4 separate regions of the Homo sapiens genome follow, and all the other regions are linked to region 4. The links are chromatin contacts, found by Hi-C or POLR2A ChIA-PET in ENCODE. All regions are on one chromosome and are shown on one strand. The core of a region is the stretch at or near the end of the contact, and the rest is flanking DNA. Distances in the headings are between cores, read along the strand shown.

Region 1 (2,700 bases), core at 199-2,698, 310 kb before region 4:
GGATTCATCTTCATCTGGGAGATCTGGTCAATTCTTGCAGCTGGCAGTGAAAACAAGAGAGTACTAGGAGAGTTAGAGAAAGGTGTCCAGCTGGGCTCCATCTCTGCAGCCCTGCAGAGCTTTGACGTGGTTGTCTAATCACCACCACCAGGTGTGAAATGGTGGAGTGGGAAGCCTAGGAGACCAGCAGGTGGGGCCATCCCAAGAAAGTGTGGGGAGGTCCCCAGATAGCCATGGAGTGCAGCCCCTCTAGTGTTGAGTGAGTTTCTGCTCTCCCAGCAGGGGGCAGCAAGTGACGAGGACAGCCATTTAACTCAGGGGAATCACAGTCACTTGGGAAGAGAAACCCTAGGTAAACAGCAAATTTCTTATTAATTTGTGATGTAGTGATTCAGAGTGATTTCAATATTAAAGTAAATGTGACTGTATTTTGCAGTCACATGCTGGCAGGGCCAGAGCCTGTGGGTAATAATAAACATATTATTGTCAATCAATGTTAACAAAAGACTTGGGCAAATCACAGCAGAATGAATGCAGATTGCAAAATAAACACATGAAAGTATTTCAGCCTCACCAGTACAAAAAATGTAAATTTAAACAAGGTAGCATTTTTAATCTGCCAAACTATCAAAACATTTTTAAAAATAATAACTTCTGACTAGTTTCGAAAAAATTTTATGCTTTGGATCCTGTTTGTACATCATCTTATTTAGTCCTAATAGTAGTAAGGACCAATCTCATTTTATGACTGAAGAAACAATCTCCAAGAACTTGAATGATATAAAGATGTCAATTTGAGGCCGGGCACGGTGGCTCACGCCTGTAATCCCAGCACTTTGGGAGGCCGAGGCGGATCCGCCTGAGGTTGGGAGTTTGAGACCAGCCTGGCCAGCATGGTGAAACCCCGTCTCTACTAAAGAAAAAAAAAAAAAAAGAAATTAGCCGGGCGTGGTGGCGGGCGCCTGTAATCCCAGCTACTCGGGAAGCTGAGGCGGGAGAATCGCTTGAACCTGGGAGGAGGAGGTTGCAGTGAGCTGAGATCTCGCCATTGCACTCCAGCCTGGGCAACAGGGCGAGACTCCGTCTCAAAAAAAAGATGTCAATTTGAATATACATGTTAACCTCTTCTTTATCCTGAGAAGCTACTGAAATGATAAATAATTATTTGTTGTTGAAGGCTGTCTTGTGTATCGCAGGACGCTTAGCAGCATCACTGGGCTTTACCCACTAGACACCAGTAGCAACCCCAACTCAGTTGTGGTAACCGAAAATTATCTGCAGTATGCCAGATGTTCCCTGGGGGACAAATTCACCATGAGTTGAGAATCACTGGGATATGGGCTATCTGAGAGTGAGAAATTTCAACAGAATTCTTGCAAACTGGTGTTTGAAAGAGTAGGCTGGAAGAAACCACAGCTTGATGTGCCCACAGAGCCACCGTAGGGTGCAGACAGGATGACAGCTGGCTGGCCCGCAGCACCTCAAGGCTCAGAAACTTCCGGCACCAAAAGGCAGAGTCAGAGAATTAAAAATTAGATTAATTAGAATTCTGTTTAGATAATAATTTGATTCCTGGTCCATCTTAAAACATGAGTATGAAGAACTTTGGCAGGAAGATCTTTAGGAAAATGGGAGACTTAAAAGAATACTTGATGTAATGGTGCCAAATGTGAACTATAAGGAGAACAATGCAAGAAGAAAAGCACAATTAAAAATGCCAGCCTAAAGAAAAAGAGACAGAGAAGTCAATGCATAATATTAATATACAACGTGTTGAATAATATTTGTGCAGTTACAACAATTATTATTTTGTTAATTATAACATAACAAATATATTAATGGTAATTATAACAAGATATTATTGTTATATTACTTAATAATTGTAGATTTATTATTGCTTTGCTTAAACACAGCGATATAAGTTTATTGGGAGGATGTGAGAAGAAAAGAGTGAGGAAGTGTGGAGTTGATGTAAATTAGCTAAGTCCTAATCTTTTGCAGCAGTAAATGAATAGATAATGTCTAAAATTTTGAAATTATGAAATAAACATATTATTGTAAATACCTAAAATAATCTAAAAACATTAAGAGTAGTGGCATCTGGGCTGTGAACAGGAGGGCAGAGCACGGTAGGCCAGGGGACTGGTGTCTTTTATTATGTCTTTTGAGAATACTGATTTTTAAAATAATCTATGTTATTTTGATAAAAAATTTATAATATCTAGAGCTGTTGAAACTGTAATGAGAGGAACACTCTCATTTGTTGCTAGTAGAAAAGAGTGTCTTGAAAGAACTTTTCTGAAAAATAGTGTAACAGCTTCTATCAAGAGCCTTAAAATATTCATAGCCTCCAGGAATGCATCCTTAGGAAAAAACTAGAAATGTGGGCCAAAACTTATATAAAAAGCTGAATATCATGTTATTTGTAACAGCAAAAAGTTGGAAACAACTTAAATATCCAGCAGTTGGGGAGTGGCCAAATGAATGGGTAGCTATACACCTTTAAATATGTGTACGAAGAACTTTATGTGGAGACAGGCTTACAAAATGAGAAGTAGAAAAAAAGCAGGGTATACAACTGCTTCAAAGTCCTTAACTGTGTTAAAACACGGATGTGCAGAAATAGAACTAGAAGGGAATGTACTACCATGTTAACACTGGCTATCTCTGGGATTTGGGTAAATTTTATTTTCTTCTCAT
Region 2 (2,700 bases), core at 107-2,606, 270 kb after region 4:
GGATCTTGCTCCTGTCTAGTTTCCCAGCCCAGTGCTCCCTGCTTCAGCGTTATTAAACTGTACCCTGTTCTTTGTATGACCGACTCTCATCCGTCCAGTGCTTACTGAGTGTAGTGGGTCTAGTAGAGACCCCACAAAATATATGTCCATGTCCTAACCCTCAGAACCTGTGAATGTGATCTTCTTTGGAAAAGAGACCTTAGTAGAGGTAATTAAGTTAAGGAGCCTAAAATGAGATTATTCTGGATTTAGGGTGAGCTCTAAATTCAGTACCAGTTGTCCTTTTAAGAGAAAGGAGGACAGAGACACAGAGGAGAAGCCCATGTGAAAACAGAGACGACATGGAGTGATGCTGCCCCAGGCCAGGGAATGCCAGGGGCCTCCAAACACTGGAAGAGGCCAAGAAGGATTCTCCAGAGAGCCTTCAGAGGAGGTGTGGCTCTGCCCACGCTGTGATCGTGGACTGCGGGCCTCCAGAACTGTACATTTCTGTTGTTGTTTTAAGCCACACAACTTTCAGTTATTTTTTACAGCAGTGAGGATTTAAAGATTAAAAGGTGTAGATCCCGCTCCTGAAGAGTGTAAAAGTAGAAAAATGAACCAACAGGGAACAATTACATTAAATTAAGATAATTACTATGACAGGGTATATTTAGTAAGGAGAGTGATGGCAAATGTTGCCCAAGGGAGGTGGCTGTGTCCTGCCCTCTCCTTTCCCCCTCCACTTTACCCCCCTCTGTGGTTCATGTTGCCTATCTCAGTAAGTGGTATCCTCACTGCAAATCACACAAGCCAGAAATCTAGGAGTCACTCTGATATCTCACCCCCGGCCACAGGCCCCATGACTTCTGTCACCAAACCCCTAATAATGACATTTATTTCCTTAATATTTCTAAGAATTCCCTTCTCTCCCCTCCATAGCCACCACCATAGGCCAAGCTCCATCATCTCCCACCAGAGCAGTCCCTCCTAACAGGTCCACTGTGCATCACGCTGTGCATTAAACACGCTCATGGAATCACATGGCTCTCAGGAGAGAGGGTAAACCTCATAAGTGGACTCAAGGCCCTGCTGGTCTAGCCCTGCAGGCTGCTTCTCCTCCCCACTGATTCCCTGTGCTCCACCCACTGCCACTCTGGTCTGCCTTAGTCCTGTGCTTTCCAGCTCTTTTCACAGCTGGCCTATTCTGCAGCTGTTCTCTGCATGAAAGAGCTATAACCCTACTGCACCTAGGTGACTGCTACTGCCTCAGCCATCATCCCTATGGAAGCCCTCCTCCACTTCCTGTCAAAGTCACAGCTTCTTATTTTAATCCCCGAGAGAGTTGTGTGCCTCCCAGTCACAGTTGCAATTTACATTGGCCTGTGTGATTATTGCACTGAAGTAGGCTTTCCCCAGCCCACGAGATCCTTGGGCACAGGACTGTGACCTTTTTACTCACTTTTGTGTCTCTAAGGCACAGCCTGGTGGCTAATACATAGTAACTACTCAGTTCACATCTGTGGAATTAATGAAGAAATTGCCCATTGTTTATAATAGCAAAAAATTGAGGACAATTTACTGAGAACAAATTAAATAAATTATATCTATCTGTGCTATGTAGTACTATTCAGCACTTTCAAAAATAATGAGGTACATCTGTACTTACTGATGTGGAACATTGGCTATGATAGATTTCGAGTAAAAAAACAAAAAATGAAAAGAGCAAGTTGCAGAACAATTCTTAGGGTAAAACAGTGTTTTAAAATTAAAGCAATGATTTAAAAATTTTTTAAAAAATGTTTGACCTGGCATAGATGAAGGTATGGAAGGACAACATCAGTTAATACTTAGTGCTAGGCAGCGGGACTGGGAGAATCAGAGAAGCAATGGACATGAATTTGATAAAGAACTTACACAATTTTGCAGTGTTTGGACTTTTTCTTTTTACAAGCATATATCATTTTGATAATTCAAGACATGCTTTTAAAGATTGCCAAGAAGACAAGAAGTGACTCAAGGAAGGGAGGCACATTCCCTGTCACGCACCACCACCTCCTTTCCTGCCCTCCAACCCCATACATGCTTGACCTTACCCACTTGGCATAGACCTGCACCCCAACCTTCTCACCTGTATCCCTGCCCTCTCGCCTTCACTCCTGCCCTCTCACCTGAGCTGGTGTCCTCTCACCTGTGCTTATATCCTGTGGTTTGCATGTCACCTATCCCAATAAGCAGCACTTATGTTCCCGATAAGTACCACCTTCCTAGATTGTGTGGTTCTTTTGCAAGGTTCAGAAAGGTGAGGCTGTTGGAAAGGCAGTTAACCTCAAGTAAATTCCTGTTAGTGACTTTACCTCCCTAACTGCAATGTTAGCTTTCTGAGAAGGAAAGGAACTAACATATTCAAAAATTAAACTCCTAATACCTAGCAGGCATGCCTACTTATAGCTCATCAAATCCCCACAGGAACCTCGTGAGTAGGTATTCTCATCTCCATTTTACAGACCTGTGGCAACAAGAGCTTGCCACTTGGCCAGTGTCTCACATCAAGGACTCAAACAGAGCTCTGACCGGCTCTCCATGCCAAACTTTCTGTGCCACAGCATTGGGATGGTGGGGGGGCATGATTGCACCATACTGCCCATGGATTTCCTAGCTCATTTCCTCCAAGATAATAAATGCTGTATAAATGTTTGTATTATGAGGAAAGTAGTTTAT
Region 3 (2,700 bases), core at 107-2,606, 350 kb after region 4:
TTCTTCACCTAAAGGATATGTGTCCAATTACAAACTACAAGACTTTAAAAAAAAAAAGCAAACAAAACCCCAACTACATAGCAAAGGTCATCTGGCCTGCAGAGTGAATGATTAACTTTTGTGAAAGTGATTTTTAGGATTTTTTAGAGCGTTCAAAGGTACAACTGGAAAATGTTAGCCCAGGGGCAATTGTAAGAACACCTTTCTCTACCATCTGTCACACTACGAGCTCCACCCATTCCACCATCAGGGAAGGACCTTGACCCACATCCATGTTGAGGAATGTCCTCTATGTCAAGGTCAGGGAACAGCACCCACAGAGGGTGCCTCTGGGTCCCTCTCTGCTCAACTCCCTCTCTCTTGGTTCCTGCGAGGCTCATAGGGTTGCAGGGCCCAGCAGAAGGACTGAGTCTTCCTCCTGGACTTCTGGTCCTGGTAGGCTGTGCCTTCATGTCTCTCCTGTCACCTGCACTGTAAGGAACTCATTATGACAAACGCATAAAGAATATGGCTCTGTCCACTCCAGCCCATGACCTTGGGCAAGTTCTTTTTTCTCTGTGAGCCTCCAAGTGTTCATTGGCAAAATGGGTTTATGCTGCCTACCTACTCCAAAGGAGTGCCGAGGGGATTAAATGAGATAAAGCACAAAGCCCCTAAAATATGTGCCAGGCACATAGGCAGTATCTGCAAATCTTGGTGTCCCATCCTTTCCTTTCCTGGAGCATTCTGACCCACCCACCCTCTTTATGACCTTCCTACCATGACGCCTGGCCTGGGGGTGATGGAGCGCTTAACTCCCTCCCCTCCCTTCCCTTCCCTTTCCTTTCCTTTCCCCGTGGGCATTAGTCTAAGGAAAAGGAGTCCATAAGAGCACAGCATCTTTCTTCTGTCTTCCACAGCCCCTCTAATCTTGCAGGGAAGGAGGCTGAGTGCCCTGCAGCAGCACAGATATGTCCGGATGAGCCAGTATCTATACTGGGGTAACTGTCCACCCCCCACCCCGATCCCCAGTGCTAGGCAATAAAAGAGGCCCACTGAAAAGAGGACCCAGGGAGCTGGGCGGAGCCTGTGGATCAGAGCCCCCTCGCTGGGCACTGGGTGGGCTGAGGGTTACCCCCAGGCTGCAGAGCGCGTGTGGGGGCCGCCGTCAGCTAGTCTTCCGCCTCCCGAGGGCCAGCGTGGGCGGAGGCGGCGGGGCTGCGGCTCTCGGGAACCGCAGTGTCCCAGTCTGCTCTCTGCCTTCAGCGGGAGGAATTTCCCCAGCCCTTCACGGCTCGGGGCCGCGAGGAGCCGCGGGCGCCCCCTGCCGCTTCCGAGCCGCGGCGCGCAAGGCGGCCTCCCCGTAGACCGTAGTCCCTGTGAGTCTTCCCCTCCAGCCTCAGCCCTGCGCGAGTCGGGGCGTCCGCTCCCCTCTCTCTTGCTCCTCGCTGCTCCTTCAAGAGCCCGCGTCCTGGTCACAGACAGCACAAGTCACATATGGCGGTCCCTGGACAGAGAGAGTCAATGGCAGGGAGCCTTCTTGATGCCCCTCACATCTCACTGTGGGGCAAAGAACATCCTGGAAAGAGGCAGGAGAGAGGAGGAGAGAAGGGCCAGGGCCTCCATGGAGGGGCTGTGACAGCAGGAGAGGATGGGAGCCCAGGCTCTGCTTCCTTTGTACCCCCGGCCACCAAAGGACCCAGACTGTGCCTGTCCCTACACCGGTGCAGCCTTCCTTGCTCACCCGGTCCCTCAGACCTAAACCACACTTTGGGGTACTCTGTGGTAAGCACCCCAGTGTGTTGAGTGCTCAACCTAATATCCCTCTATCCATCCTATAGAGGGAGGTTACATTTTGCATTAGAAGCAAGAATCCTGCTTAGGTGGTGAAGGTGGTTTTTTCATTTGCCGTAACATTCTCTCTCACAGAGAGCACTGCTCACTCCGGCCTTTGTATTCTGAGCATTCGTAGGTCGGTCCTCACAGGAGATTCATAGGTTACAAAGTCTGAGAACATAATATATATGCTCACGAAAGAAAGTTACATCGCCAAAAATAAAGCTGGTTGAATGAGAGGAAATGAATGGTCTAGACTCAGAGACAAAGAGAACCAAGACCAGTACTGTTTGTCTCCGTGCTTGGCAGGAAGGGAGGGTGAAAGCCTGAACTCTTTTCTGATGTGCTTTGTTTAAATGCAGTGTGTGTGTGTGTGTGTGTGTGTGTGTGTGTGTGTGTGTGTGTGTGTGTGTTGTTCAGTCTACATGTTGCACGTTGGAACCCAGTTAAGCTAGGCATGTCCAGCAAACACCTGCTACAAAGTATCCACCAGTGCCCACAGTTGTCAGTGGCTGCTGTGATGAGCTGCCAGGCTGGCCCCTCTGCAGCATGAGTGTGCATTCTCAAGCTCTGCTGCATCAAGCTGTGTTCTGCATAGTGAGGACAGCCAGGCCCTTCTGGGAAAACAGGCTTCTGGAGCCAGAGGCAATTTTTCTTTCTCTAAAACTAAAGATGTGGGATTCTTCAGACTCTCAAAATGTTACTTTGTAGAGGAAAGAGCCTGGCCTGAGAATTAGAAGACCCGGGTTCAAATCCAAGCCCTGCCACAAAGCAGATACATATTATGGAGCAAAATCATGTATTCATCCATTCCTTCATGCAATTATCTATTTAACAACTATTCATTGAGCTCTTACCCACTGAGCATTGTTCCAAGTGCCGGAG
Region 4 (2,700 bases), core at 126-2,625:
TTGCAGTGAGCTGAGATCACACCACTGCACTCCTGCCTGGGTGACAAAGCGAGACTCTGTCTCAAAAAAAAAAAAAAAAAAAAGTCCAGAAAAAAGAAGCTAGAAAGCCAAAAACAAAAGAAAGGATGAAAAGAAACCAGGATGCTTGAGAAGATAGAAATGATGTGAGCCATGTGGTCTGTAATTGGTATATGGTGGAAAAATATAGCAAAGAAAAGTAAAATGCTCAGGAGGAACACACACACACACACACACTTTCATTGAGCAATTTCTTTTTTTCTTTTATGACAGAGTCTCACTATGTTGCTCAGGCTGGTCTTGAACTCCTGGACTCAAGTGATCTGACCGCCTCAGCCTCCCAAAGTGCTGGAATTACCACTGAGCATTTACTATGTTCCAGGCCCTGTGCTAAGTGCATTGCCTGCTGCGTCTCACCCTTCAGTGGGAGTAGGTAAGTAGTATTAGTCCCACTATATAGATGGAAAAACAGAAGCTCATAGAAGTGTAGTAGTAACATGGTTAAGGTTACATTGCTAGTCAGTGGTAGAACCAGGATTTCCATCCAGGTCTGCCTGACTGCAGGCACTGGGTTGGTATATGGCTGGGCCTGAGAACTATCCAGGAGTAAACAGCGTGGACAAAGCTGGCATGGAAAGAGCTCTGGCTGAGATACAGATTCTAAACTGGGCCTCAAAAGGGGTTAAAGGGAAGTAAGGCGATGTCAGTAGAGCTGAAGCTGGGGTTGAGAGGCTTCCTGAGGAACTGGTGTGGTCAGGGGAGCCTTTCAGAAAGTCCCAGCCCTGCTAGACTGTTAGGGCCCTGAGCTGGGGCAGGGGAGGGTGGTGGATGCAACAGAACATCGCCCCGGATGTAAGACCCAGCCAGACAAAGTGACTCATCACCCTGATGTCACCCCACAGCCTCAGCTGCTAATCATGGTGAAATAAATGTCACTGCAAGTTTAAGGAAGACTATGCACTATTACCACTGAGCATTTACTATGTTCCAGGCCCTGTGCTAAGCGCATTGCCTGCTGCGTCTCACCCTTCAGTAGGAGTAGGTAAGTAGTATTAGTCCCACTATACAGATGGAAAAACAGAAGCTCATGGAAGTGTAGTAGTAACATGGTTAAGGTTACATTGCTAGTCAGTGGTGGAACCAGGATTTCCATCCAGGTCTGCCTGTCACTATTACAACTGTCACTATCAGTTGCTGACAGAGAGAGAATGGGTGACCTTGTTATCACTGAATTCCCAAGTGCTTTCTCACTGCCACCCCACCCCCCTGTTCTTCATCAGCCTTTGGGTGACACAAACCCACTGAGAGGCCTGCCGGAGCCACACTGTTGAGACCCAGTGGCTGGTGAAGGGCGTCTTCTGCAGTGGCAGGCGCCATGAGTGCAGAGTCCTGGGCTGCCCACACGGGCCCTGCTGTGGGGCCTCCATCAAGTGATGGAAGCTCCCTGAGCCTGCTCTGAGCCTGCTCCCAACCTCAACATGAGGAAAATAATGCTGTCTCCACTCACCTAACAGGAGTGAGTGAAATCATTGTGAAACACTGAGGCACAAAATAAGCATGAACGCTTTGATGAATTGGAGTGGTCATGATATAAAAGACTTGACAAACCACAGGAGGAAGTTGAGAGATCCCCTTGCATAGGGAGACAGTGATGCTGGTTCCATTTCAGCTAGAATGAAGGGTGAGAAGGCCCTGGCACCAGGGCTGCCTAAGAACATGGGGGTGGATCATGTCTGATTGCATAAACCAGTAGGGCTTTCTGGAGCAACTCCCAAGCAGAAGCCTCTCCCAGTGGATTCTCCGCCACCGCATCTGCCCCTGATGTGTAGCTTTCAGTCTGTGACAAGAGTATTTGGGGTTGGATTCAGTAGACTGGACTGAGTTTCAAATCTCAGTTCTATTTATGACCTGAAGACAACCCTGACCTTCAGTTTCCTCATCGGTATAACAGAATAGCAATACCTGGTCCATGTGATTGTTGTGAATATTATATATGAAAGAACTGGACAAATCACATTTGAGCACTTACTATACTCTTGAAGAATTTGAACTAGTTTAACTCTATTCTCCAGTTCGGGTGCTCCCCTCCGCAGTAGGAGGAGAAGAGGTTTGAGGGAAGGAGGACAGATGACATTTGCAGGAATTTGGCCAGGCATTGTGCTATGTGTTCTCTGTACAGAGACTCATCTGACCCTTCCACAGCTGCCCTGTGAGCCATGTACTCTTATCCTTACTCTACACTTGCACGCCTGGTGCTCAGAGAGGGGAAGCTATCTACCTCAGTGAACCTAGGCCTGACACCAAAAATCTATATCTTTTATAGACACCCACAATCGATTATAACACCCACAATCTATCAAAACTACAATTTATTTTTTTCTGGCTGACAATGCAAGAAAATCTCAAGGTGGAAATTCATGCAGATGAGATAAGTTTCAAACACAATCTCCTATTATTCAATTACCCTGTTATCCCCCATTAAGCCATCTCTTAGATGACCCCTGGTTACCACTGTCCTTCTTATCTCAGTCTACCTCCCACCCAGGCTTATGCTGGAGAAGCACAAAAGTACAAGAGACCTTAGAGATCGTTTGATCCAGCTCCTGCTCTAAGAGCAAGGAAACTGAAGCCCAGAATGAGTTCCAAAGCCGCCCAGTAGAAGCCTGCTCCTGAGGGTTGTCC

The links. Hi-C counts contacts between places; a loop is a spot of excess contacts on that map. ChIA-PET counts read pairs that join two places held with the same protein, here RNA polymerase II (POLR2A). Pooled maps may share reads with other maps.
Region 1: a loop to region 4 is called in a map of naive thymus-derived CD4-positive, alpha-beta T cell, with 5 times the contacts of the local background. The contact joins two enhancer-like sites. A Hi-C loop is called at or near these places in 1 of 168 maps with a recorded cell type or tissue (naive thymus-derived CD4-positive, alpha-beta T cell), 13 of 37 single-sample maps with no recorded cell type and 14 of 50 pooled maps.
Region 2: a pooled map shows a loop between it and region 4 (2.6-fold over the local background). The contact joins two enhancer-like sites. A Hi-C loop is called at or near these places in 5 of 168 maps with a recorded cell type or tissue (CD4-positive, alpha-beta memory T cell, Caco-2, K562 and 2 more) and 9 of 50 pooled maps. POLR2A ChIA-PET finds 5 or more read pairs at or near these places in 3 of 52 experiments (H1, T-cell and activated B cell).
Region 3: a loop to region 4 is called in a map of natural killer cell, with 7 times the contacts of the local background. The contact joins two enhancer-like sites. A Hi-C loop is called at or near these places in 44 of 168 maps with a recorded cell type or tissue (B cell, CD14-positive monocyte, CD4-positive, alpha-beta memory T cell and 34 more), 15 of 37 single-sample maps with no recorded cell type and 20 of 50 pooled maps. POLR2A ChIA-PET finds 5 or more read pairs at or near these places in 6 of 52 experiments (HCT116, activated B cell, activated CD4-positive, alpha-beta T cell and 3 more).

Annotation. Positions count from the first base shown.
Region 1 is chr1:116,815,344-116,818,043 of GRCh38, reverse strand. No RefSeq gene overlaps it. Among named protein-coding and RNA genes, the nearest start is that of CD2, 62 kb to the right of the region's middle. RefSeq lists an enhancer at 103-397. Within about 2 kb of position 1,448, at least 3 of the 41 ENCODE cell types and tissues checked have a DNase peak (open chromatin) inside an H3K27ac peak, as active enhancers do.
Region 2 is chr1:116,231,832-116,234,531 of GRCh38, reverse strand. No RefSeq gene overlaps it. Among named protein-coding and RNA genes, the nearest start is that of MAB21L3, 120 kb to the right of the region's middle. Within about 2 kb of position 1,356, at least 2 of the 41 ENCODE cell types and tissues checked have a DNase peak (open chromatin) inside an H3K27ac peak, as active enhancers do.
Region 3 is chr1:116,150,792-116,153,491 of GRCh38, reverse strand. No RefSeq gene overlaps it. Among named protein-coding and RNA genes, the nearest start is that of MAB21L3, 41 kb to the right of the region's middle. RefSeq lists a silencer at 986-1,405. Within about 2 kb of position 1,356, at least 20 of the 41 ENCODE cell types and tissues checked have a DNase peak (open chromatin) inside an H3K27ac peak, as active enhancers do; they include heart right ventricle, where a contact is called at or near this core.
Region 4 is chr1:116,502,731-116,505,430 of GRCh38, reverse strand. No RefSeq gene overlaps it. Among named protein-coding and RNA genes, the nearest start is that of LINC01762, 25 kb to the right of the region's middle. RefSeq lists enhancers at 710-1,004, 843-1,112 and cis regulatory regions at 509-1,490, 2,219-2,271. Within about 2 kb of position 1,375, at least 20 of the 41 ENCODE cell types and tissues checked have a DNase peak (open chromatin) inside an H3K27ac peak, as active enhancers do; they include heart right ventricle, where a contact is called at or near this core.